Regions from separate parts of the Mus musculus genome. Here regions 2 and 3 are each linked to region 1. The links are chromatin loops, found by intact Hi-C in ENCODE. Cell type or tissue: left cerebral cortex. All regions are shown on one strand.

Region 1 (8,000 bases):
ACAGAATGTTCTGGATCCTCCAGATGTTACCAGCCTTTGAACCAGAAAGTGGTACAAAGGGCCCAACTGTTTCTGCCCTTCTTGGGTCTCTTCTAAAGGGCAGTCCTTGCTTTGGAACTACCAAAGGTGCTGGCAGAAGCTGTCAACTCAGCATTACTACATGATGTTTTTCGTACCAGGTCCCCCCTCTCCATTTCTACATTAAAAATGTATACATTAAAAATGTGTATTCTAATTCTTTCTCAGATTCATCTCCCTGGAGAACTTGTTGGTATGACATCTTCAAATTATATTTATTTTCTCTCAGAAAGATATTTAGAGACTGTATTAATTTTCGATTGCTGTAGTAAGACACAATGAACAATGTAATTTGTAAAAGCAAGCATCTAACTTGGGGCTTACAGTTTCAGAAGGTTAGTTCGTGGCCATCATGGTAGAAAGAAAGTGACATAGCCACCAGGTGGGTCATTGGGGAAGGAATGGAGGAAGAGAGGCAGGGAAGGAGGGAGGGAGTGATGAGAGGAGAGATCCACCTAAAATGGTAAGGGCTTTTGAAACCTCAAAGTTGATGCGCAGGGACACACCTCCTAATCTTTCCCAAATAGATTCACCAACTGTGGACCAAACATTCAAATATATTGAGCTTATGGGGTCATTCTCATTCAAACAAGCACAGAGCCTCCTGCAAATTTGACCTTTCTGCTTTCACATGTGCTATTTGATTGGGTAGGCAATTTTGTCTCAAAGTTGTCTTCTCACAGAAAGGCCCTGCCCTACTGCCTTTTAGTGTGTGCTGCTGCTAGGTCTGGCTACAGACCAATTCTTATTCTTGTTCAAGGCTGCTGTCTTTTGTTTTGTTGGGCCCTCATTGGTGAAAGCCTCCAAGGGTTTTACATTTCACCAGCCTGTGTTCAGCCTTGGCTGTTTTTATCCAGTCCTCATGGATGGCCACTTTGCTCCCCGATTGCCTGTTTTATGTTCTAGAACATGTATTCGGGAGTTGTGTTCTCTGGATCTCTTTTCCATGCTCTCACTTTTATAATGTTTTGCTTTCCAATGTCTGATGTGCTTCAAGATATGTGCACTCTGATTTACATCTTCACATTTGGTCATCATCTATGTCTGACGTATAATTTTTTTGCCTGAGCAGACCTGGTTTTAAGGTTTAAGAACTCAGTTGCTCTCTGATGCTTTTGCTACCTGTGTTCTGGTTTTCACTGTTGCAATACCTTCTTGGATTCCTAGAGGAGAACCATAAGCATTTCGAAACATACTTTTGTTCCGTTACTCATGTTATTTTTAATTCTCTTGGGCCATTTGCTTCATTTGAACTTTCTTCTATTTAAGGTGTTGTTTCCCCATTTAAGAGACAAATGGGCTTTCTCATTTACTGGGAAGGGCTGAAGCGCATGCTGTATCTCATCAAGAGCTCAGCGATTTGTAGGGGAGCCCTACGGCCCTAGAGAAAAAGGAACTGAAGGCACTGAGGAAGGAGCCTTCCTGACACTATAGCCTTCATTTCCTACGGCTTCCCTGTGTGACTGTGTCTGTAGCTCACGTGAAATTTTGTAATAAGAGACAAAAAAATAAAAGAAACCACCATCATCCCCCACTTCTTGGTCCCCTGTGCTTCTTCCTCTTAAGTTGCTTGAGGGTGATGGTTTCTCTCACAGTGCAAAGATGCTGTAACAATGACCTGAAAATAATCACTTTGTTTCCTACCCTTGCAAAATAAGAAAATGAACTAAGAACACGATAGCGGCTCTTTGGTTTGTCTATGAACTTACGTGGAGGAAAGCAACGCTCCCTCAACTTCCATAAAGGTTCTTTTTTCTTTTTTTCTTTTTTAACCCTGAGAAACACTAAACAACTTTAAAGATACCAGCTGCTATCTAGTCGGCATGATAACAGCCACCTAGCTCCTTTTGCTCAAACACCTGACTTGGTGAAAAGACCCAAGCCAATGGGTGGATTAAAAACAAAAAACAAAAAAAAACCAAAAAGCCCTACAACTGTGTGGGCACATTATCAGAATATGGAGACAAACACTTATCATTTTACTGTCTTAAAATGCCAAGTAATGGCCCACTTAGATAAAATATTTTTCTGAACGCTTCAGAACCATGTCAAAAATGTATTTTAATGAATGGCCCTGCGCCACGTGCCTTAAGAGGGGTGATGGGGCCAGGAGCAGGGACAGGCTGGTTATTAATGCAGGCTGCTATAAGTACTGAGCTAGCCCAACACGGTTGGGCCAAAAGCTCGAGCCAGGTAGGAGTCGAACCTACAATCTTCTGATCCGTAGTCAGACGCGTTATCCATTGCGCCACTGGCCCGTCGGCGTGGGCTACTCTAGGGGCTTTCGAGATGACAGCATGAGATCGTTCTCTACAGTCTTATAGTGAGAAGGGCAAAGGTGGCACAGGCAGGCGAGGCGAAGAATGAGAACCAGAGCCTGGGCCTCCCGAGGACTTTGTGCTAGGGTCCTTTCTAGGCCGCTCAGGAATGCGGGAGGCAAAACGATGGCTGTGCGCATGCGTAGAACGACCCGCGCCCCTAACGTCTGAGTCCTGACTAGTGCGCATGCGCAGCTCCCTCTGTCAACCGAACTCCTGATTGAGATGTGTTCAGTGTCAAGGGGCAGAACATTTCTTGTGTCCCTTCGATAGCTCAGCTGGTAGAGCGGAGGACTGTAGCTAACTCCCCGTTAGAAGACATCCTTAGGTCGCTGGTTCGACTCCGGCTCGAAGGAGACAGTAATGTTTTCTCCATGCTTATGTGTTTAGACTTACCGGTCTTGCCCGGGGCCCCACTCTCAGCTACTGTACTCGCTAACCATCTTGGCGGTTCGAGGACTTTCTCTCCCAAAAGGGCCTGTATTCTTCCGTACTCGTCAACCTTTTGCGACCTCATAGTGAGAGCGCTCTCCGACCAGTCCCAGAGTACGGGTGTACTACCACTAAGTCGGTTCCTCACGTATGCGGTTGCGCGAGCCCGCGTTCCACGCACGGGGGCGACCTTTTTCCCGGCCGCGCGGAGCAGTGACGTGGCGTTATGGAGCCCTTCCGTCAACCGGCTTGCCGCTCCCTTCGATAGCTCAGCTGGTAGAGCGGAGGACTGTAGGCTTGTGGCTGTGGACATCCTTAGGTCGCTGGTTCGATTCCGGCTCGAAGGAAAGAGCTTGCTATTTTCTTTTACCTTTTAATCCTATCTATGAGGCATGTTCGGAACAAATTTCCATGCCTCGCAGTGCGCTCCTCCTCCTCTAGGGGAGCACATAAAGGCCAGATGCCGGTGGAGGGGGATTAGCTCAAATGGTAGAGCGCTCGCTTAGCATGCGAGAGGTAGCGGGATCGATGCCCGCATCCTCCAGTTCCCCTTTTTTTGTCTTTGCATTTCTGTAGTTTTTCTTTTCATTGTTATATACCTCAATTGAAGCCGAAAGACAGTAGGCAAAACTCAGCGAGATGATTTTCAACCTTTCAACCTTGTATTTTGTGTGGTGTCCAAAACTTCCAGGCATGCATTAACCGGTATGCAACAGCCGCTCCCCAGCAAAACCCGGAAATAGACCCAGCTTTAAACCCTGGCTAAGCTGAGGGTCCGGGGCTGTGTGGCTCCACGGGGGACGAGGCCTAAGGGTGTATATCATGGCGCTGGAGTGATTTTCTTCAGAAGCGTACGGGACTCTAGTCTTCTCCAGGAAGAAATTGTGGGGCATCGCGTAGACTAGGGACTTTCACAGAGGGTAAATTGAAAATTAAAACAAACGAACAAATGAAGCAAACCAAACCAAACCGAACCAAAAAAAAAAAAAAAAAAAAAAAAAGGTCCGATTTAGGCTCCCTCGTTAAAAGACATACTACACACGTACACACATATACTTCAGTCAAGGGCAGAATTATTAGCCTTTTGACGATTATAATAAGTCATAATTCCTTTGTACATTTTAGAGTCCTGGGCAACCTGTGTGCTTTTGTTTCCAGTGTATACAATCTGCTGCAATTTCTAGCTGTCTTCCACTTTCTATCTTTCCATTTTTAATCCTATTTTGTTATTTTCAATAAAGCTTTTGATTAAATCTTTGTCACTTAAATATATCCCCCTACATAAAATTATGTATTTTTCTTATTTTACAAAGGTTCCAAGTAACTCCTCGGGGCCTGCAGGTGTGGCATGTTCACCAGGCCTCTTCTCAAAGGCTTCAGGAGCTGGGCTTGAGTTGCCTGTGCCTCCCAAGTACCGTGTGTGTGCGTGTGCGTGCGCGTGTGCGTGTGTGTGTGTATGCGTGTGCCAGAGCAGGGTGTGCAGGCCTCTAGCTCTTCACTGTCTTCCTCCGCTTTCCCAGAACTGGGGTTATTGGTGTTCACCACAGTGCTTTGCCACTTAAATCTTATTTGTGAACAATAACAATTCCTGTAAGTGTATGTGGTAAAAAGAGAAAGGAATGTCAAGTCAGATAGTAGGGATGGTATCTGCACCAGAATCCAGACACTTCCTGAGGTCAGCAATCCAGACAGGGAAGTGCAGAGGTTCAGATGTGAAAATCAGGAGGCTGGGTCACAGAGAGGTTAGTCACACAGGAAGTGAGAGCCAGTGGCTTGTGTTGACTCTGTAGGACATTGGACAGGGTGCTCAGCATCTGGGTTATTTCCCTTTCATCTTCCATAAAGCAGGATGGCCCTGTGGCACTTCCTCTCACTTAAGATAGAATTTCACTCTCTTAGCAGAGGTCCTGGAACACAGTAAGAATCAATAAGAAGGGGGATGCGGATGGAGGAAAAGGAAACGGGAGGGGAGGAGAGTGAGAGGCATAAATGCAGCCTGGTATTCTGCTGGCACACTGCAGAGCCTGGGACAGACTTCAGTACCAAGGGGCCTGGTGAACATGCTACACCCGCAGGCCCCGAGGAGTTACGTGGAATCTTTGCATATGTGTTGTCTAAACACATATGTGCTGTCTAAACACATAAGACAGTGCAGAAAAGGGGTGCTGGGCTTTCCCAAGCCAAGGAAGTAGACCAAGACTGAAAATACAGAATGTGGTTAAACACATTATGGGATGGCCATGTAATAGCGTATGTGTAAAAGTAACCACTGGCATTTTACTAAGAGCTTGTAAGAACATGGCGGCAGGGGTGTGTAGTTCCAATGGTGCTAAGGAGGACTAGAGCCTGGTGAAGGCGTCAGATAGGACCACTTGCTGGGCATCTCACTGGGTATTTCTAGCACAGAAATTGTGCCAAAAAGCTAAGAAGCTGAGTGGTGGTGGCGCACACCTTCAATCCCAGGAATTGGGTGGCAGAGGCAGGCAGATTTCTGAGTTCGAGGCCAGTCTGGTCTACAGAGTGAGTTCCAGGACAGCCAGGGCTACACAGAGAAACCCTGTCTCGGAAAAACTAAAACCATGCAGGGGCTGAGGATGGTTTCTTAGAACCATGTGGACTTCTGAGCACCGCCCTGCTGAAGCAACACAGGTTTCCAACCTCTTGAACTTGTCACAAACTCTTACAGAGGACAGAAAATATTGCTGTAAGCCAATGAGGTTGTTTGTCTTGATCATCAACATAACTGATAACTTGTTTGGTTTGTCCTTAATGGGACAAGTATTTACAATCCCATGTATGGCCATGGTCTCTGTTGAACATTTGCACGGTTTGGGTTATTTCAAATTTTTGGCAGGCCTTGACGGTGGAGACTTAATTTCTATTGTTTGAAGCTTGTATTTCTCTTGTCCTTTGTGGGTTTTGTCTGTTTCTTTAAACTTTTATTGGACATATGAAAACGTCTTGTTGACTTGCAATGCACATTTTGTAGTTAAAGTCTGTAATCAGCAATAAAAACCCAAAATGTGCAAAACAAAAAAAACAAAACAAAAACAAAAAAACCCAAAAAACAAAAAACAAAAAAAAGAAAAACTAAAACCAACACAAAACAAAAACCAACAACAACAACAACAAAAATTGTGCCAAGAAATGTTCAGAAGAAAGTATGGTATGCTAATTTTTACTCATTTTCTCAAAGATCTTCGTGATGAAGTGAAATCTAGAAAGAACAACTTTGAAGGTGGAACAATTATCAAGATAAAACACAGCTTCCAGTGAGCAGTTTGCAATCAGCTTAATACATGAAATGCCAGCGTGTAAAGCACTTGAAATTAGTCCCTTCCTTGTGATTTTTATCTTTATGAAATGTCATTTCTCATTCAAAATTTAAAGTCATATGTTCAAACTCCTTGTTGCCAGGTAGCAAGAAAAACTGTAACAGAGCCAATGAGCAGAGGCAACATGGCAAGTGACCAGTGGAGTTTCTGATCAGGTACTGGGCTCTTCTGCGTAGGTAATAACTGGGATCTCACTACACAGATGAAGGCTAGGGCTGGTTTATTTCTCAGTAACTTTTAAGATCGATGCATAAAAGCAGAAATTCTCAGGATGAGGGTCTTGCCTCTGTTGTCACTGTAAGGGGTGGTGGTTTTGTGTATTCTAGACTGGCCTTCAATAGGGTGCGGCCTTGGCTCTACCTCCCACACACTGGGAAAACAGGAATGCGCAAGTAGCTCACATTTTTTAGGAAGTGGGGTTTTTTGTTTGTTTGTTTGTTTGTTTGTTTTTATCCACAGCTTTGGCTATAGGAAACCAAAGGAAGAGCCATTGTATCTGGGTGATCTACCAAGCCTTATGGAGAGAAGGTGAAGCCCCAGCTGACAGTATATTGTTAATATGGAATCTGTGTCAAGGACCCCAGTGTAGCAGACCCAAGGAGGGAAAAAGCCTACCCCAGGTGAGGTCCACAGGGATGACAAAGCTTTCCTCTGTTCCCAGAACTAGTGAGGAGTGACTGGCCTTTAGTTAAAACCAGTGTATGCAGAAACTGTCAACCAGAGCTTCCTGCCTCTGTATGTGTGCATGCTGAGGGTGCTGCTTCTCAGAGGCCTCCCTCTGGAGGAGTTAGCCCCTTCCCTGTGTGATATACACAGGAACTTTCTGGGGGGATTTATTGTATCATGGGTGACCCCACACAGCTTTTCTAGCTGTCATTTCTTCATTCTTGTGTCCCTTGAGTCATGTTTCCAGGGCCAAGTTGTGCAGAACACAGCAGAGCCTGGTACTTGGAACAAACCCAGTTCATCTAAATTTCAAATAAAGTGTAGCCTTCTTTATGGAATGTGTAGTGTATTTTGCTTATAATAGTTGTGGGGAGGAGGACGGATGGATGTGTATTGCAGAAAACTACTAACATTTTTAGCCCAGGAGTTGGCTCAAGTACCCACATAAAAACACTTGCAACCCTAGTGCTGGGCGATGAAGACAGAAGAGTCCCAGGGGCTCACTAACCAGTCAGCCTGTGCAATTGTCCTGTCTTCAGAAGATTCAGAGCATGAGAGCTCATGGCAGCTGATGTCAGTGTCTGGCTGTCATATGCACGTACACGCAGAGCTAGCACATCTGTGCCCACACACCAAGAACACTTGGTTTACCCAAGATTAATTATTTGCTGTTTTGTTTTGTTCTGGGATTAAAGTAATTTGGAGGAGAATTAATCAATGCTGCAAGCCATGTCCTGCGTGTGTGTGTCCACTCTTCCTAAGCCCCCTCCTTCAGGGCTCACCAGTGCCTCCAGCATTCACATCATCTGGTGTTCTTACCTTGTTTTGTTTGTATTTTTCTCTGTTTTAATGATGGAATCAGTCATAACTTCCTCGATTTTACTGGGTATAAGATATTAAGCTAGAAGCAAGACTGGCCTTGCAATTCCTGGTTTTCTTTCAGTCTATGTTGATCTTGATTGCCAAAGGACTGATTTTAGAATCTTTTAGGAAGCCTTTGGGCATGTCTGTGAAGGCACTTCAAGATGGATTTAACTAAATGGAAGACCAACCCTGGATATGTGGAGCTCTGTTCCCCATTCCCTGGGGTGGAGTCCCACACCCTGTAAAAGTGTAAGCACCAGCATTTAGATTCCCCCCTGCTCCCTGAGCACCAGCATTTAGATTCCCC
Region 2 (8,000 bases), 520 kb after region 1:
AGAGAGAGAGAGAGAGAGAGAGTTAGTTAAATATATAGAGACTTACTAGTAGCTTATCAAATGCATGATAGCAGGTACTTACCATCAAAACTACCTTGCTCAGAAGCCAGATGCAACAGCTGGTTATACGTTTCAATGGAGGGTTGATAGACAAAGACTCCAGAATTGAAACAGTCAGGCCACCCTGGGTCTGGTGCTGCTGATAATTCTTCTCTTTCAAACAGATCATCAATATTTGAGAGGACCTGGTTCAAGGAGAAAGACAAAGAAAGGAATTTCAAGAATGTTCTTGCCCTGGCACACCCTTCTAAGGTTCTCCCGGTTACCCAAAACAAAAGATGGGGACAGCTATATGGCAGCCTAGGATTATTCTCCTTCATCACTTGACACTTCTTATGATAGTGGCTTTATCTGTCATGTCTTGATAGCATTTCTCAAATGAGTAGCAGGTCTCCCTTACTATGCACATCTTTTCAGCCCTTAAAGCCACACTCACCAGAGTATCTGCATCCATGAACACACATTTGGAATACTGAGTAAGTGACCAGCAGTGGAGTTTAGTCAATGTGATGCCCAACTCAGGTCTCTTCATTAAGGTTAGATGAGCAGAATCACCACTGTCCAAGACATCTACCATGATGACGTCATCAAAGACAGTCTCTAAAACTTTTCTGTAAAAATAAGTTCCAGAAAGCATCACATATACTCTTTTCATAGCACATGATACACTTACTTTAAGAGTATTAAGAGTATTCCCTTACTCTACTTCATAACCTGTCAATCACAAGACAACGGGTGCGCTGACATAGTCTACCCTCTTACATCTGTCTTTATGCACTTCAGAACACACTTTATGTGTTCACGTGCACATGAAGTAAATCCCATAAGTAATGATAACTGCTATGATGTCACCTAACTTAAGAGTGTGTGTGTGTGTGTGTGCACTCATCAGTTAGAGTGCACACACAGGAGAGCATGTGCGTGCTGAAGTCACTGGTCATGCTCAGGAACTATCTGCTTTGGTGGTTTTTGTTTTTGTTTTTTGAGAAATCTTTTCTCAGTGGGACCTGGAACTTACTGACTAGGTCAGGATGGCTGGCTAGTGAACTCCAGTGATCCAACTCTCTCTGCCTCCCTAGTGATGATATTACAGACATGTAGCACCATGATGCAAGATTTTTATATGGGTACTGGGGATTGAATTCAGGTTTCCATGTCTTTAGTGGCATGTTAATGAAACAGACACTGTATCTAGCTAGAGGAAAACTGAACGATACGAACATTTAACTACTGAGAAGCCTTTAACAGAAGAAAGATTGGTGTTGCATTTCATCTCTCAAGTTAGGTAAGTTGGCTAACAAATACATTTTAGTTCACAGAGCAACCTTGGCCTTGACACTGGCGACTGTAGTGAGTCATGGTAGTGGGGTACAAGACCAGATCTGGGTGTTTCACATCCTCACTAATGGATATATCAGAAGAAAGAGTTTGGAGCACCTTTCTCAAGAGCCATGTAGGATCAATGTCATTAATGTGGAAGATACATATATATGTATATGCACATATGTATAGTGCCTTATTTTTTAAAGGCCCTTGGCCTATGTTTACATTTTAAAAAAATATAAGGTATTCTCAATTTCTAAGAAGGCCAGGAGGTAGTAAAAACAAGACAGCACAAAGCTGCTGAAACACCAAAATCTTCTTAAGTTTACTATACAGATATCGCAAACTGAATTTCCAAACTCAAAATGAACCAATGAATCAATAAGCAGCTTACACTTCGCAGCATGTGTCCCCAACAAAATAGCAGTTTCAGAAGCCTAATAAGAAGGACTTTATTCTCTCATACATAAAGATCACTAGGTGACAAATATCAGCTAGAAATGACAATGTTCAATAGCACCTGAAGGTTTCCTTGTTTGCAGGAAACAATACAATCCTAGTTTCATTTGGGGGAAAAGGACTACAGACGAGTGAGGACAGACAGAACTTGGCAGGATCCCCCTCAGAAGACTCAGTAAGGGGGCAGTTCTCTCTCCTGAGATGGAATCAGGAAGATGGAATACAGACGGAACCTCCCTGGAGGAATCCTGGGACATCTCCCCAAAATGGGGAAGGAATGTCAAATTCCATAATCTTTAGCTTGGCATTGATTATCTGTTTTTACTTAGTGCTCCGCTCCCCAGGAAGGTGCAGGCTCCGTGCCACTGGTACAAGGGAGAAGAGTGTTAGTGTTCCAAGGACAAGGAGACAGACAGGCAGGTAATCTTTACCTCATGGAGTCTGAAACCTGTGGGCTGGTGAGTACAACCATCCTCCTAGTAGTCCTGTGCTGTTTCAAAGATGAGCCCAGGACCAGCGCACCTTTGGCATAGGCATCGTTTGTGGTCAGCGTCACAAAAGCCTGATCTTAATACAAAGAAAAAGAAGCATATCTCAGCTGAAAAGAATTTTCCCCAGGTGTTCTCTCAACCAACAGTTCAGCAAAATCATCTCACAGATCAACTTAGTTAATGAGGCAGCGGCCCCTTTTGTGGGAAAGCTCACACAGGTATCTATCTAGGAATAGGCTAAACCTGCAGCTTAGCAGGAATGCCAGGTAACCTCCAAGACGATCACAACAACCACAAAACTCAAACCCCAGTTAGAGTCCATACAAATCCTTAGAGCAAACTGTACCCCGGGAGTGGAGCTTAGGAAACGGGTGGTGATGAGAATATTCCGAAGCACACTTCCTTGCTCTTACAAGGCCTGGTGAGTGGTATTTTCATCCAGGCAAGATCCTCCTTACCCACCACCCCAGAAAGTAACTGAGCATCTGCCAAGACTGAACTTCCCACAGCGGCCTTACCTACTAGAGACCAATCACTGTTGGTGAGTTTAGACGCCGACTCTATCCAACCTCTCTCTTGTTGTCTCCTTCCATCTCTATCTCCTTTCTCTGTCTTTTCTTTATCCTAACCCACATTCTTCCCTGGGGTCCCAATCTGCATGCTTCCGAACCTTCCATACGTTAGGGAAGCGTTCTACCGATAAATTATGTTCCCAGCTTTTATTGTTCTGAGCTAGGGCTTGGCTGCATAGACCAAGCTGACCAGACAACAACCCTGTCTCCAATACCAAGTACTAGTAATTAAAGGTGTAACCCATGGCCAGCTGCCTTTACTTTTCTGGGAAAATGAGCAATATACCACCTTCCCCATTCTCCCCTCCTCCCCTAACAAGAGACATGGACATACATGCCAATTTTCCCAAACCCCCATCCAGAACAGAAGTCAAACATGAATTCTTTCTCCCACTGAAGAGTCCTCATTATATCAGCCTGTAAGATTTTTCAGGCTTTTTGTAAGATTACTCTGGGGACCACCTCTGACGGGGACTTTAACATTAGCAGTTGCTGGGGCTCCAAAGCGCATAGGGATCCTAAGGTTCAAGCTCCACAGCAGTCATTTGGGGTGACTGATGTCCAAGAAGAGAGTTAGGAGATTTTGTCAGTGTTACTCTCAGGTTTCCTCATTTCCCCTTGCTTATTTTCCGGTGTGGATGCTAGAAGCAGTGGGAATTCCACTGAGCAGGGACAGTGTGGTGGGTGGGTTGTCTGGTTATCCAGCGCATTCCCCAGAAGGAAACCTGAAAGCCATTTTAACTCATACTACCGGGCCATCTTTCAGAACAACCCACTACACTACCAAGATGAAGAAAGTTGTGAATTCCCTACCTCCAGTCAATTATACTCTGTAATGACATTTGCCACATCCATCAACCTCGGCTGATACTCGCCTGTGTTATTCTTAGAACATTTCTGAGACAGTAACATTTCAAAACCATTTTGCCCCAAAAGTACTTAAAAATGAGCACAATGTGTTAAATCCAAAGAGACTTCAGGAGGTGGCGGAGAAACGTAGAGGTGGTGTAATAAACGGGTATGTAAAAACTACAGGAAGCTACGCTATGCTTTCTCAGGTTAAATTAACAAAAGGAGGGGCCAGATGTTATAAACACAAGCTAAAACACCAGACTTAGCCTACAAATGGACAGTAAGACAATTGACAGCTGGGTGGTTTAACCTTCAGATGGCCGTTCAGTTGCTGTCATAACCCAGGCTACAGCTTCAAGCTTTCAGAAGGGCCAGTTACCTCTAGTGCCCAGTCCTGGGGTTTATTCGCCTAGGGCCTGACACTTTGCAACAAGTGGCACTGAGGCCCGCCCGGGGCGCTAGCCGGCTCCCATGTAGCAGCACCCGGCTGCTGAGGCCTAAAAATAGGATCAGTGCAGCGGCCAGAGCAGGGCCGCAACCCGGTGTTTCCGTAGGGCGCCTGCTGCTCCCCATGGCAGGAGCACCTCCGGGCTCCGTGCGACCCCGGTGCGTCCGGCGCCCGCCCCACCCCGCCTGGCCTTCCCCGGATGCGGGAGACGGAAGCCACCGCTCTGCAGCGCGGCTCGGTTAGCAGCCGGAGCCGCTCTCCACGGTTCGCGAGCTACCCGGAGCTTCCCGGGCTTAGGGGCGGCGACGTCGCGGGACCCGGTTACGCGGGGCGTACCTGTCATAGTGTGGCCGGGTGGGTCGGAGGAGCCGGGCGCCGGTAGGTGACCGCGGCCAGCAGGGAGGGCGGGAGTCCGCAGCCCGCCGCTCTTATAGCGGCCGTCACGTGGCCGCGCAGGCTCAAGCCCAGGCCGCATCCTCCCCGGTGCGCACTGCGGGCGGGGCGACCCTGGGGACCCGCAGGCTGCTGTGCCCAGGGGACACCTGTTGGGGACTGCGCCGCGGGCGTTCCTTCCAGGGCCTGGGAAAGAAAGGGGGCAGAGCTGTGTGGCCTGTGGCAGGAAAAGGAAGGGTAATAAACTTTCAATTAACAGAGACCTCTCGAAAGCCACGCCAGTTACAGTATTCATTTAAACTTTTTAAACTGAAGAGAACGGTTTTGCCAAATATTTAGAATCTTACCACTGGTTTTAATCAGGTAGTTAAGACCCTTTTACCAAGTCAAGGGCATAGGAATCCCATAATGCCATATACTTGTAGGTAGGAGAAACTCAGGCTCAGAAAGTTAAGTTACTTTGCTATGATAATAAGCCTTAAGAGGAGAGGTTTGTTTCAGATCAACACACTCCCATAGAAAGCCCCAGTGCCTTTAGCATACTGGTTCTGGATAAAGGGTAGTAAGTTCCCGTAATTCTGCTTAGGTAATTCAGTTGTTTCGGTTCATCTATTTCACAAATCTTGAAGGCCAATTTGTCATTTCAGGGGGGAAGTTGAGAAATACTTTTCTAATGTAGCCTGCACCTTGCAAACACAATTCTCCCTCCCACCCACTCGGCCCAAGCACAGCAATGGTGGATCGGCGCTCTGTAAATCTTTTCTCAATAATGAACGGTGACAATATCAACTCAAAGCAGGAAACAGATACTGAAGAATAGGGAAAGACAGCACTGCAATCCTCAATATAGTCCTCAACTTACAGTCGTTGCTGAACTTCCAATTTCCAACTTCATATTAGTTCAAAAGCATTATCCATCATCAGAAACCACTTTGAATTTTGATATTTCATTGGTTAGTGATATGCAATATGGTATTCTTCCATGATGCCGAACACCTGCCCCAGTCCCCAGGCAGCAGTGAGAGCATTAAGGTAAACACATAAATGCTACTCTTTTGCTAGGCTATGGCACTGGGTACTAGATGTGGCAGAAGATTCTATATATTCACAGAGGGTCTATAAAGATACAGTCCCACACCCATCATCCTAGGCCATATCTACACCATTGCTCCTTGGCCTGTGGGCTTAGACCTCCTCCACTAGACTCAACCAGTACAAGTTAAAAAGTCAATTTTTGTTCTTTAGTCCAGGTCTCCTAGAGGCATCATTTGAAAACTACACTCTATTTTTAACTGATATTGTATTAACTTTATACATTTTTGCAGTATTGTCAGTTGGGCTTACAATGTGTAGTGATCAGGTCGGAGGAGCCAGCATAGAATAAGATGTTTTTCTTTTCTTTTTTAATCTGCAATGTTAGGGCTCAAACACAGAGTCTTGTACACATCAGGCTTGTGCTGTCCTCCTGCCCTGAGAAACTAAGGTGATTATTTTCATTGTTGTTTGGTACAAGGTTTAGTTGTGAAGGCAAAGCTGCCCTCCTATTTCTGGCCTAAAATGAGTCTCCTCCCTGAGTTTTCTGAGTGAGAATACAGGGATACACATAGAATCGGAATCTTTTTCTTTCTTTCTTTTTTTTTTTTTTCCAAGACAGGGTTTCTCTGTGTAGCCCTGGCTGTCCTGGACCTCACTTTGTAGACCAAGATGACCTTGAACTCAGAAATCCGCTGCCTCTGCCTCCCAAGCGCTAGGATCTTAAGGTCAGAGCTTTTGAAGTGTTACCCTTCACGAAGCTCTTTTGAGTCCTTCCTAGTCTTTCCATACCCACTGTGGCTTGAAGGCCAATGGACCATGTTAGGAAGACCTTCTAGTACTTGGCATATATGTCATTTTTAAGAAACAAAACTGCAGGGCAAAGGGAAAACACGATTTTCCACTTACTCAAACCTTGTGTGCTTACAAGAATTGCTCTCTTTAGGAGGTGTAAAGGCTATACTTAAACTGTACTTAAATGGAGGAAGGAGATAGAGTAGTAGGTGCTTCAATGGTGAGTGGCTCTTTTCCAGGATAATAGATGGGTCATGTAAACAAACAAACAAAAGACAAAACAAAAGAAAAAACAGAAAAAAACCCATGTACTGGCTGATTTTGTGTGTCAACCTGACACAGGCTGGAGTTATCACAGAGAAAGGAGTTTCAGTTGGGAGCCTCCACGAGATCCAGCTGTGGGGCATTTTCTCAATTAGTGATCAAGGGGGAAGGGCCCCTTGTGGGTTGTGCTGGTAGTCTTGGGTTCCAAGAGAGCAGGGAGGGAGGGAGGGAGAGAGGGAGAAGAAGGAGGGAGGGAGAGAGGGAGGAAGAGAGAGAGAGAGAGAGAGAGAGAAGAGAGAGAGAGAGAGAGAGAGAGAGAGAGAGAGAGAGAGAGAGAGAGAGAGAGAGAGAGAGTTAGAGTTTACAGCCTTTACTGATGAGAAAGACAGAAAATGAAAGGGATGCTGGAAAGGAGAGAGGCCCTTCATTCTGAGATCTTGTTTGTAGAAACTTCAGTATAGCTGATAAAACCAAATTAGGTTACCAGATAATGCATAAAGTTTTAGGACATTCTAAATATGGATATGAACGGCAACAGCAACAATGTATTTACTTGGGACAATGTATTTGCAACTTTGTATTTTACTATTTTACTATTTCAGCACTCCAGTCTCATCTAAATAACCTCCCCCTTTCATAAAGCCACTTTCTGGGCCAGTGAGATGGTTCAGTGGATAAAGGCACTTATTGCCAAGGAAACAACCTGAGTTCAATGCCCAGGAACCACAAAGCAGGAGAGGATGCTCCTGCAAGTTGTTTTCTCCACAATCATAATTAACAGCAAGCTCCCACTCCTACCCTTTCACAATAGACTAAAGAAATATAACTTAAAAATGAAGGCACAGAAAAAAGAAATTTATGAGTATATTTATAAAAGAAAATTCTTTTACATAAATAAATAAGCTTGTATTTTTTCAATTAATTTCTAAAATGAACTTAAATTTTAAGTTTTGTTTAATCTTCAAGTCTTGGAAATTAGTTCAGAAAGCCTCAGGGTTATGGATATAGCCATTGTAAAGACAATAAAGTGCCAGTCTCACTTAAGTGCAGAGGAGTTTTAATCCAGCAACAGGGCTACTCTAGCAAGGAGTTACATCCAAATATATGACACAGCTGGACTGCAGAGATGCCACACACTTTTAATCCCTCTGCCTGGAATATACACCATTGACACACCTTTAGTATACATCTTTAATCCCAAAAATAACATCCAGTTGAGGGGCAGACAAAGTGACAAATCAGAGAAAGATCTGACAGAATGAGTCAAAGATAGAATATGACCGAATATGACTTTCAGGAAAATAAACAGGT
Region 3 (8,000 bases), 400 kb after region 1:
GTTCCCAGCTCCCAAGTTGGGTGTCTCACAACAACCTGTAACGTCTTCACTGGCCTCTGCCAGCAACACACATGCCAAGCCCACACTCAGACAGACAGACAGACACACATACACACACACAATAAAAATAAAAGTGAGTCAAAGTGAGAGAACCAAGGGAAGTCCTCTGTGGTACGGTGATATTTGAGCTGTGCTCTCAAAGATGTGACTATACCACTCATGCAGTAGCTGAAGCACGCACATTCTAGGCCTCGGTGGAAGGAATTGTAGGTTTTACAGGAAAGGAAACTTGGCTAGAGAACAGTAAGCAGGTCGGGGTGAGACAAATGAACGCAGAGTTAGCTAAGTCACACTGGCCCTGGACGATTAGGGCTTTTTATTCCAACTGTATGGGTAGTTCACTGAATGAAAGAGCTGACACGCTGACTAGCTTTGAGCTCTATGTCCACCCTTGTACCACACACACCCATTTTTTTCTCCACTCTCTCTGGTCTTGGCTCTTTCAGTTCCTCAAATACAGACTCTTTGCTCATGAGAGAACTTTGTGGGTTCCTCTATTTGGAACACTCTCTTCCCCTTCCTCCACCCTACAGATCCAGTCTCAGGAAGCAGCCTTTCTAGACCCAAGAAAAAGTCAGGGGGTTGTTGAAGTTGGGGCCTTATTCTTCCTCTCAGCCCCACGCTCCCAGAAATGAGACACAGACTCAAAATATATTTACAATACCTTGGCCATATGTCTAGGCTCTTCTCTGACTAGAATCATGACTTAAGATAACCCATTTACTTTAACCTACATTCCGTCACGTGGCTAGTTCTCTGTGCTCAGGTACCATGCATCTGTCTCCTTTCCAGCATCCCCTTCCAGAATTTTTTTTTCCTTCTAGATGCCCCACCTGTATTTCCTGCCTAAGCCAGAGGCTTGTTAATTTCAGGCGATGCATCCATACATTATGTAAGCTATTCTCTCTACAGGGGGTCTTTGCTACAGGCTTGTATACCAGGGCTCATTTCCCATAGAGCACTATTTCAGTGTTGTTAGTACGTGATGGGTATCTGCTTTCACAGTTAGGTAATTAGGTACAAGCATGTTGCCTGCTTTCTCTCAGTACTCAGCACAAGTGTAGCTATTCAATAAGCATCTACTTAAATGTTATAAATACATGCGGCTACAACAATATCTTCCCAGAAAACATCTGAAGATGCTGAACGGGCCATGAGCAAGTGCAGCGCTCATCAGATTTCTGGTGAACACTTAAGGACACTGGTGCCAAAGTTCAAAACAGTCCAATTAAGTCAGAATTAGAGTCCCCACCATATTTTTTTTTTTTTTGTTAATGACAAAGTCTTATGGAGCCCATGCTAGCCTAGAACTCACTGTGTAGTCAGAGGATGACCTTGCACTTCCGGCCCTCCCTTCTCTGTCTCCCACGTGATAGGATTACAAGTGCATACCGCCACAAACCTCTGTTTGTTCAGTGCTAGGAATGAAGCTTTATTCCTGCTAAAAAAAAAAAAAAAAAGCACCTGACCAACTTCACTACATCTCGCATTATATTTTTAAGTGTCCAGGAATGCAGTATGCAGCAGGATTGAAAAGTAGCATTCTGAATGAGTTTCCACTCAAACCGTGCTTTTCTACCTCGCTTACAAGGTCATCCTAAGAAAATGTGTCAAATACTCAGCTGGAACTAGACAGACCTCTACTCCAATAGTGCTCACAGATTTCCTTCTCTGGGTCTATAGACAATTTCAAAAGAAAAAAGAAATGAGGTTTTCTGGTCACATCCTCCTAATGGTTTCACTTCTCCTAGCCAATATGACTTTCCTTTCCTCAGGAAGATTCAGCAGAAAAAACAAAAACAAAACCCAACCTACTGTCTCCACACAGGTCTTTCTTCCAGCCCAGGCCTTGCAAACCTCTCTACCCTGCCGCTCAGCTATACTTACCACTTTGGTGAATGGGTAGCAGCTGAAGGGAATGTAACTTGATGTTATCAGACAAGACATAGGACGAAATATCTGGAGCAAAACGTCTGTGGGTTGAAGAAGAGACAGGGAAGAGATCTAATTTCCAGAGATTTTTAAGCTGGCATGAAAAAGCTAAAAGCTCGTGAATGAAAAGGAACTCTCATACCTATACAATAGATGCCGAACACGTAAATATTTTACTTTTTCATCTTCTAATCCTGTGGACTCCAGTTTAACAGATATCCCAGACTGTTCACATTTTTCACCAATGAGTTCCATGGGTTTTAGACAGATAACAAAATCTTCTGACTCAAGTTGTGAAGTTTCATTACTGACACCTTAAAAAATAAAATTTAAGAATTTACCCACTAAAGCGCTACCATCTTCCAGACTGAACATTAGACATATATGTCCTAGCTGTGTCTATATTGCTATGACAGAACATTGACCAAAGGCAACTTAGGGAGGATCACAATTTACTTCAGTTTACAATTCTCAGATCACACTCCATCACTGGGGAAGTTAGGGCAGGAACTCAGGGATGGAGTTGATTCAGAGGCCATAGAGGAGGGCTGCTTACTGCCTTCTTCCCAGTGGTTTCAGTCAGCCTGCTTTCTTATACAACCCAGGACTCCCTGCTCTGGAGCGCCACCATCCTCAATGGGCTAGGCCTTCTCACATCAATAGTTAAGAAAATGCCACATTGGTTTGCCTAGAGATCCGTATCACAGAGGGCATTATTTCAATTACGGTTTATTCCTCTCAAAAACAAACAAACAAACAAACAAAACAAAAAAAAACCCTCTAGCTCACTGTCAATTTAAAAAATGGGGAGGGGGCAACATTTAATAACTAGTGTTATTAAATAACTAGTGTTATTAAATGTCATTAAATATTGACTATGAGAACACAGAGTGGAAACCCATGTAGTTCAGGAACCCAGGCACAGGGACTCACAGCTATAATGACTACACTCAGGAACCTGAGACAGGAAGATCCCAAATTTGAGCAGAGCCTGCATCAAGTGAGTTCCAGGGAAGCTAGGGACACAATGGGACCCTGTCTCAACAAAAGAACACCAACTGTTTTCTCTTTAGAAACCCCTCATCTATTAACAGTTGCTCCATTACTCACCTACTGACAAATACAAGTAGAAATATATTTACACAGTGCAGAATCAACTATGGATAGTCATAAACACAAACCAGGGTAACAGGAAGACCTAAGCCCATAAGAACTGTGGCATGCCACTATAGATACCAGGTTTCTTTAAAGGTTATCAAAAAGATGATTTCTCTATAGTTAAAACTAGAAAGTCAAATGCATCACGTACCTTCCGCCTCTTTCAATGGATTGCTGGTTTCTTGTGGGTGGTGGTCAACACTCTCTCCATGTATAGGGTCTGACTCCAGTTTTAGGAGTAAGACTTCTAAATCAGACATGACAGCAACATATCCAACACAAAAAGAGATTTCAACAGGAGTGATATTATCTATGTGTATAATTAATGAACGTTCAAAGTTCAATATTGAGAATTCCTCATTAATGATATCATACTTCAAAGTAAATAACACTAACTTATTTGTACATCCAACAAGAAGATCTCCTTTCACAGGACAACACGAAAAGCACAAAGGGGCCTCAGACATTGGCATCTCAATTATAGACATCTGGTCTCTAAAGCTTTCACAGAAGGATGCCTCCACATTGTGGCCAACCATTCGAATGCACACACGGGAGTTGTCGCTCCTCTTACTCCTCCAATTCACGTAAGCACGCAGGAATATAGTTTTGTTTTTCTCCTCAATTGCTACCAGATAGTCTCCTAAAAAAGGAAGCAAGATTGCATTTGGATCTTAGAATTACAAACTCAACGACTTATTTTGCTGCCTGAAAATGGAATGTATAATATAACACAGGAATCACTAACTCAAAGAAGGAACACAGCTGACATCTAAGCAACAGCCTCTGAGGTGTGTTTTTAAGTTACATCAGCCATAGAGGTTCTGAAATACAGTCTCTTCCCATCTTAGTGTCTTACGATGACTCATTTACATTTCATCTAGCAATCTTATCACCGCTGAAAATGTGTAACTCTAGCGAAGCTCTACTAAGCTACAGTAATATTAGTATAGCTTACAAAATTCAGGTATGAATTAAGGAACTCTGAATTTAACAGAATTAACGGATGACATTTCCTTCACATCCTAGAAAAGTCACAACGCTTCAAAGTAAGATAAAACTAGAAATAGCCAAATGAAATATAAATCCAAGTTAATCTTCTTTTATCTGGTGATGATATGGGATGGTTTTCCCTATGAAAATAACATTTGTTGTGAAAATCAAAATAGTGAAATACAAAATAAAAACAATAACGACCTCCCCTTTCAATCTCATCGTTAAGAGCTAAGGTTTACACAGAGTCTGGTGTGTGACCTTCAAAACACTTCCTTTCATATAAACATGGGTCCCAGAAAGGCTTTTGTCTTCTTTGTGCTATCACACTAAATCTATTTAACAAGCTACAATTTTAAATTCATGTTGAACTTAATAATCACAGTTTTTGTAATGACTTGCTATAACTATAGTAATTTTTATTATACCTGTTTCATGAATTAAAAACCTCAAGCATGCAGGTTAGTAACTTTCTGGGGTATTGGGGTGGTGGAATCCAAGTAACTGCATAGCATAAACATAAAACAAAAACCACCTGTAATAATTTAAATAATGAATAAATCGTTTCCTCCAGACTGATACATGGCTATCCACCTGTTAGATTTATAAAATATCCTATACACATGTGCCATAGATATTTAATAATTCTCCTATTAGTACAGGTGTCAGGAGACAGGGAAATTAGTGTGACTGGAAAAAACCCAGATGTCCCTCAATAGAGGAATGTGATACAGAAAGTGTGGTACATTTATACAATGGAGTACTACTCAGCTATTAAAAACAATGAATTTATGAAATTCTTAGGCAAATGGATGGATCTGGAGGATATCATCCTGAGTGAGGTAACCCAATCACAAAAGAACTCACATGATATGCACTCACTGATAAGTGGATATTAACCCAGAAACTTAGAATACCCAAGATACAATTTTCAAAACACATGAAACTCAAGAAGAAGGAAGATCGAAGTTTGGATACTTTGCCCCTTCTTAGAACTGGGAACAAAATACCCATGGAAGGAGTTACAGAGATAAAGTTTGGAGCTAAGATGGAAGGAAGGGCCATCCAGAGACTGCCCCACCCGGGGATCCATCCCATAATCAGCCACCAAACCCAGACACTATTGCATATGGCAGCAAGATTTTGCTGAAAGGACCCTGGTATAGCTGTCTCTTGTGAGGCTATGCCAGTTTCTGGCAAATACAGAAGTGGATGCTCACAGTCATCTATTGGATGGAACACAGGGCCCCCAATGGAGGAGCTAGAGAAAGTACTCAAGGAGCTGAAGGGGTCTGTAACCCTATAGGAGGAACAACAATATGAACAAACCAGTACACCCTGAGCTCGTCTCTAGCTGCATATGTAGCAGAAGATGGCCTAGTCGGCCATCAATGGAAGGAGAGGCCCTTGGTCTTGCAAGGAATGCCAGGGCCAGAAAGCAAGAGTGGATGGGTTGGAGAGCAGGGCAGGGGGAGGGTATAGGGGACTTTCAGGGTAGCATTTGAAATGTAAATGAAGAAAATAGCTAATAAAAAATTGTTTAATAAAAAAAATTCCAAACCTACCATCTACATTTTTCCTTCCTTCCTTATTTCCTTCCTTTCTCCTTCCTTCCTTCCTTCCTTCCTTCCTTCCTTCCTTCCTTAATGCTCTTGTAATGGTTCATCATCTCAACTTGATTGGGCAAAGAAACACCTAAGAGCACACCTCTGGTTATTTCTTGTGACAACGTTTCCAAAAATGTCTAGATCATGAGCTCTGACCTAATGAATGCACTAATCCGTTTTGGAAACTTTGGTGTGGTAGGGTTGGGTGGAGGGGAGTCTGGCTAGAGGAAAGAGACTTCTGGGAGGACGGTCACTGATGAAGAGGGGATATCTGGCAATTCTATCTTGCCCTAGTCCTTCCTGTTTCTGCTTTACCTTCTAGTCACCATGATGTGAACCCTACCCACTATGGTGGGCTGAACCCTCTCAAACCATGAGCCACAGAAATCTGGTTACAGGGACCCCACAGATGACTTACTGAGTGCCCACAACTTACAAAGGGAGAGCAGCATTTGGCTGATTAGTAAGTGTAGGCTTGGGGGGGGGGGGGGTTAGGGGGTGGGCCCGTACAAAGTAAAACTGTCAACATGACCCCTCCATGGTATAGTTAAGGGAAATGGTTTTGTTTTATTGAAGATAGGTGGGGTACAGAGAGGAGGGGAGAGCAAGGAGGGAGAGGGAGAAAGAGAGGGAGGAGGGAGATAGAGAGGGAGAGGGAGGAGGGAGAGGGTAGAGTTAGAGGGAGGAGGGAAAAGGCGATGGAGGGAGAGGGACGAGGGAGAAGGAGATAAAAGGAAAGGGAGAGGGAGAGGGAGAGGGAGAGGGAGAGGGAGAGGGAGAAACAGCCAGAAGATCTGGATGAATCCAGAGCAGAGAGAGAAAGAAGTAACCTGAACATGGCCAGCTGAATAGACATGGCCAAGGTTATCTGCAAGAGAGAGAAGAGCACAGTGAGATAGCATGGACTTGGAAATATGTAATAGGTACTTCAGGGACTGAGGGAGGCCTGAGGCTAGCCTGGACCTTGGGATGCTGAGGAGTAGTATCACACGTGTATGTAGATTGAAGAGCCATAGCTCCTTTTGCCAGAGGTAAGGGAAATGACTCCTCTGACAGACAGGAACTGCCTCCACAAGTTCCTGAGGAAGGAAGGCTGGCTTTTAACTAAACACCAGAACTCCTCCTATAGCCATGGAGGAGCTCACGTCTGGATCTTTGGACTGCCCTTTGGAGTTTGGGACTTGGGGTTTCCTTTGGACCTGACAGAAAAAGAAAATGCTTTCTGCCTGGGAAAAAGGCCTCCAAAACATTCACAGTAAATATAAATGCACAGATAGTCCTGGTTGTTGACAAGGTGGATTTGCTATGGCAGAGGACACTAGGCACTGAGAGAACACAGACCAGAACATTTACTCAGAAGAAAAAAAGGCATCAAAGGAGACATCAGACAGGTTTTCTGAACTTAGGCATTGCCAGGGGTCAGCCTATTAATGTTTAGTCATGCATGGGTTAATAGAAGTTACACTCAGAAGTTGAAGTTCAACTGTGGACTGAATGCTACCTTTGAGTTATATGGCCCGTGATACTTATGCCATCCCACATGATTCCTGAAGCTCTTTAAGGCAGCCAACATGGTAATAAAAGCATCTTTGTTCTTCAAGGTTTCAAGAACGAGGTTATCATGGTTTAGTGCTAGCCTCCTCCAGTCGGTGTGGCTCAAGTCATTAGTATCCAACCAGGGCCAAGCATTTGATACAACCCAATGTAATAAATCAACCACAAGTGATAGTGACTTAAGAGGTAAAAGGGCTGGCTCCGATTTGAGATAACTTTTGAGGTCGAGCCTCCTGTGAACTTCAGGATATCATTCTCCCTCCTCTTTCTCTTGAACCAGGTTTGTTTTCTTACATTAATCTTTTAAGGGTCTGGCATAAGTGGAACCGAGCCACACGTCTTTATTTCAAGCTGTGGACGGGATCAGTCAGCATTGCATCTCCACGTGGGGTGTCTGCTTTGTTTTGCTTCGAGACATGATTACTTGTAGCCTAGGCTAGAATGGAACTCACCAAACTGCAGAGGACCTTAAACTTCAGATCCTCCGGTCTCTACCTCCAAAGTGCTAGAATGACTAGTTGAAGCAATCTGAGTAAGGAGGATCAGACCAAGGCTTCAAGCAAACTAGGCAAGCACCGGACCGTGGCACGACACCGGATCTGCGGTCGCTAAAACAACTACACAAAATGACTTTAGCACTTAGTGCCCGACCCACACTGACTGTCAGCAGCCAGCCTAGAAGAGCACCAATCCCTT

What was found. Hi-C counts contacts between places; a loop is a spot of excess contacts. Peaks named below come from ENCODE experiments on the same cell type or tissue, not always from the same donor. Only the 100,000 strongest peaks of a DNase experiment are listed, where the experiment ranks them.
Region 2: a loop joins it to region 1, with 7 times the contacts of the local background. A loop is called at or near these places in 8 of 42 quality-filtered maps.
Region 3: a loop joins it to region 1, with 2.3 times the contacts of the local background. A loop is called at or near these places in 7 of 42 quality-filtered maps.

What each region holds. Positions count from the first base shown.
Region 1 is chr3:19,625,696-19,633,695 of GRCm38, forward strand. It overlaps n-TRacg3 (a tRNA gene), which reads right to left and starts at 2,336; the gene lies at 2,264-2,336. It overlaps n-TYgta1 (a tRNA gene), which reads left to right and starts at 2,660; the gene lies at 2,660-2,752. It overlaps n-TYgta2 (a tRNA gene), which reads left to right and starts at 3,087; the gene lies at 3,087-3,175. It overlaps n-TAagc14 (a tRNA gene), which reads left to right and starts at 3,300; the gene lies at 3,300-3,372. In left cerebral cortex, a CTCF peak has its summit at 3,265; DNase peaks (open chromatin) are centred at 2,322, 2,652, 3,100, 4,298 and 1 more place; H3K4me3 peaks cover 2,149 bases; H3K27ac peaks cover 1,947 bases.
Region 2 is chr3:20,150,457-20,158,456 of GRCm38, forward strand. It overlaps Gyg (glycogenin), which reads right to left and starts at 4,660. Exons shown (of 7, transcript NM_013755.4): 1 at 4,542-4,660; 2 at 2,274-2,409; 3 at 497-671; 4 at 83-245. The coding sequence starts at 4,548. In left cerebral cortex, no CTCF peak of the experiment used is centred here; a DNase peak (open chromatin) is centred at 4,519; H3K4me3 peaks cover 1,502 bases; H3K27ac peaks cover 717 bases.
Region 3 is chr3:20,027,013-20,035,012 of GRCm38, forward strand. Hps3 (HPS3, biogenesis of lysosomal organelles complex 2 subunit 1) reads right to left here. Exons shown (of 17, transcript NM_080634.4): 2 at 3,302-3,793; 3 at 2,135-2,306; 4 at 1,948-2,033. Among named protein-coding and RNA genes, the nearest start is that of Hps3, 4.3 kb to the right of the region's middle. In left cerebral cortex, no CTCF peak of the experiment used is centred here; DNase peaks (open chromatin) are centred at 489, 1,902, 3,806 and 3,870; H3K4me3 peaks cover 834 bases; H3K27ac peaks cover 602 bases.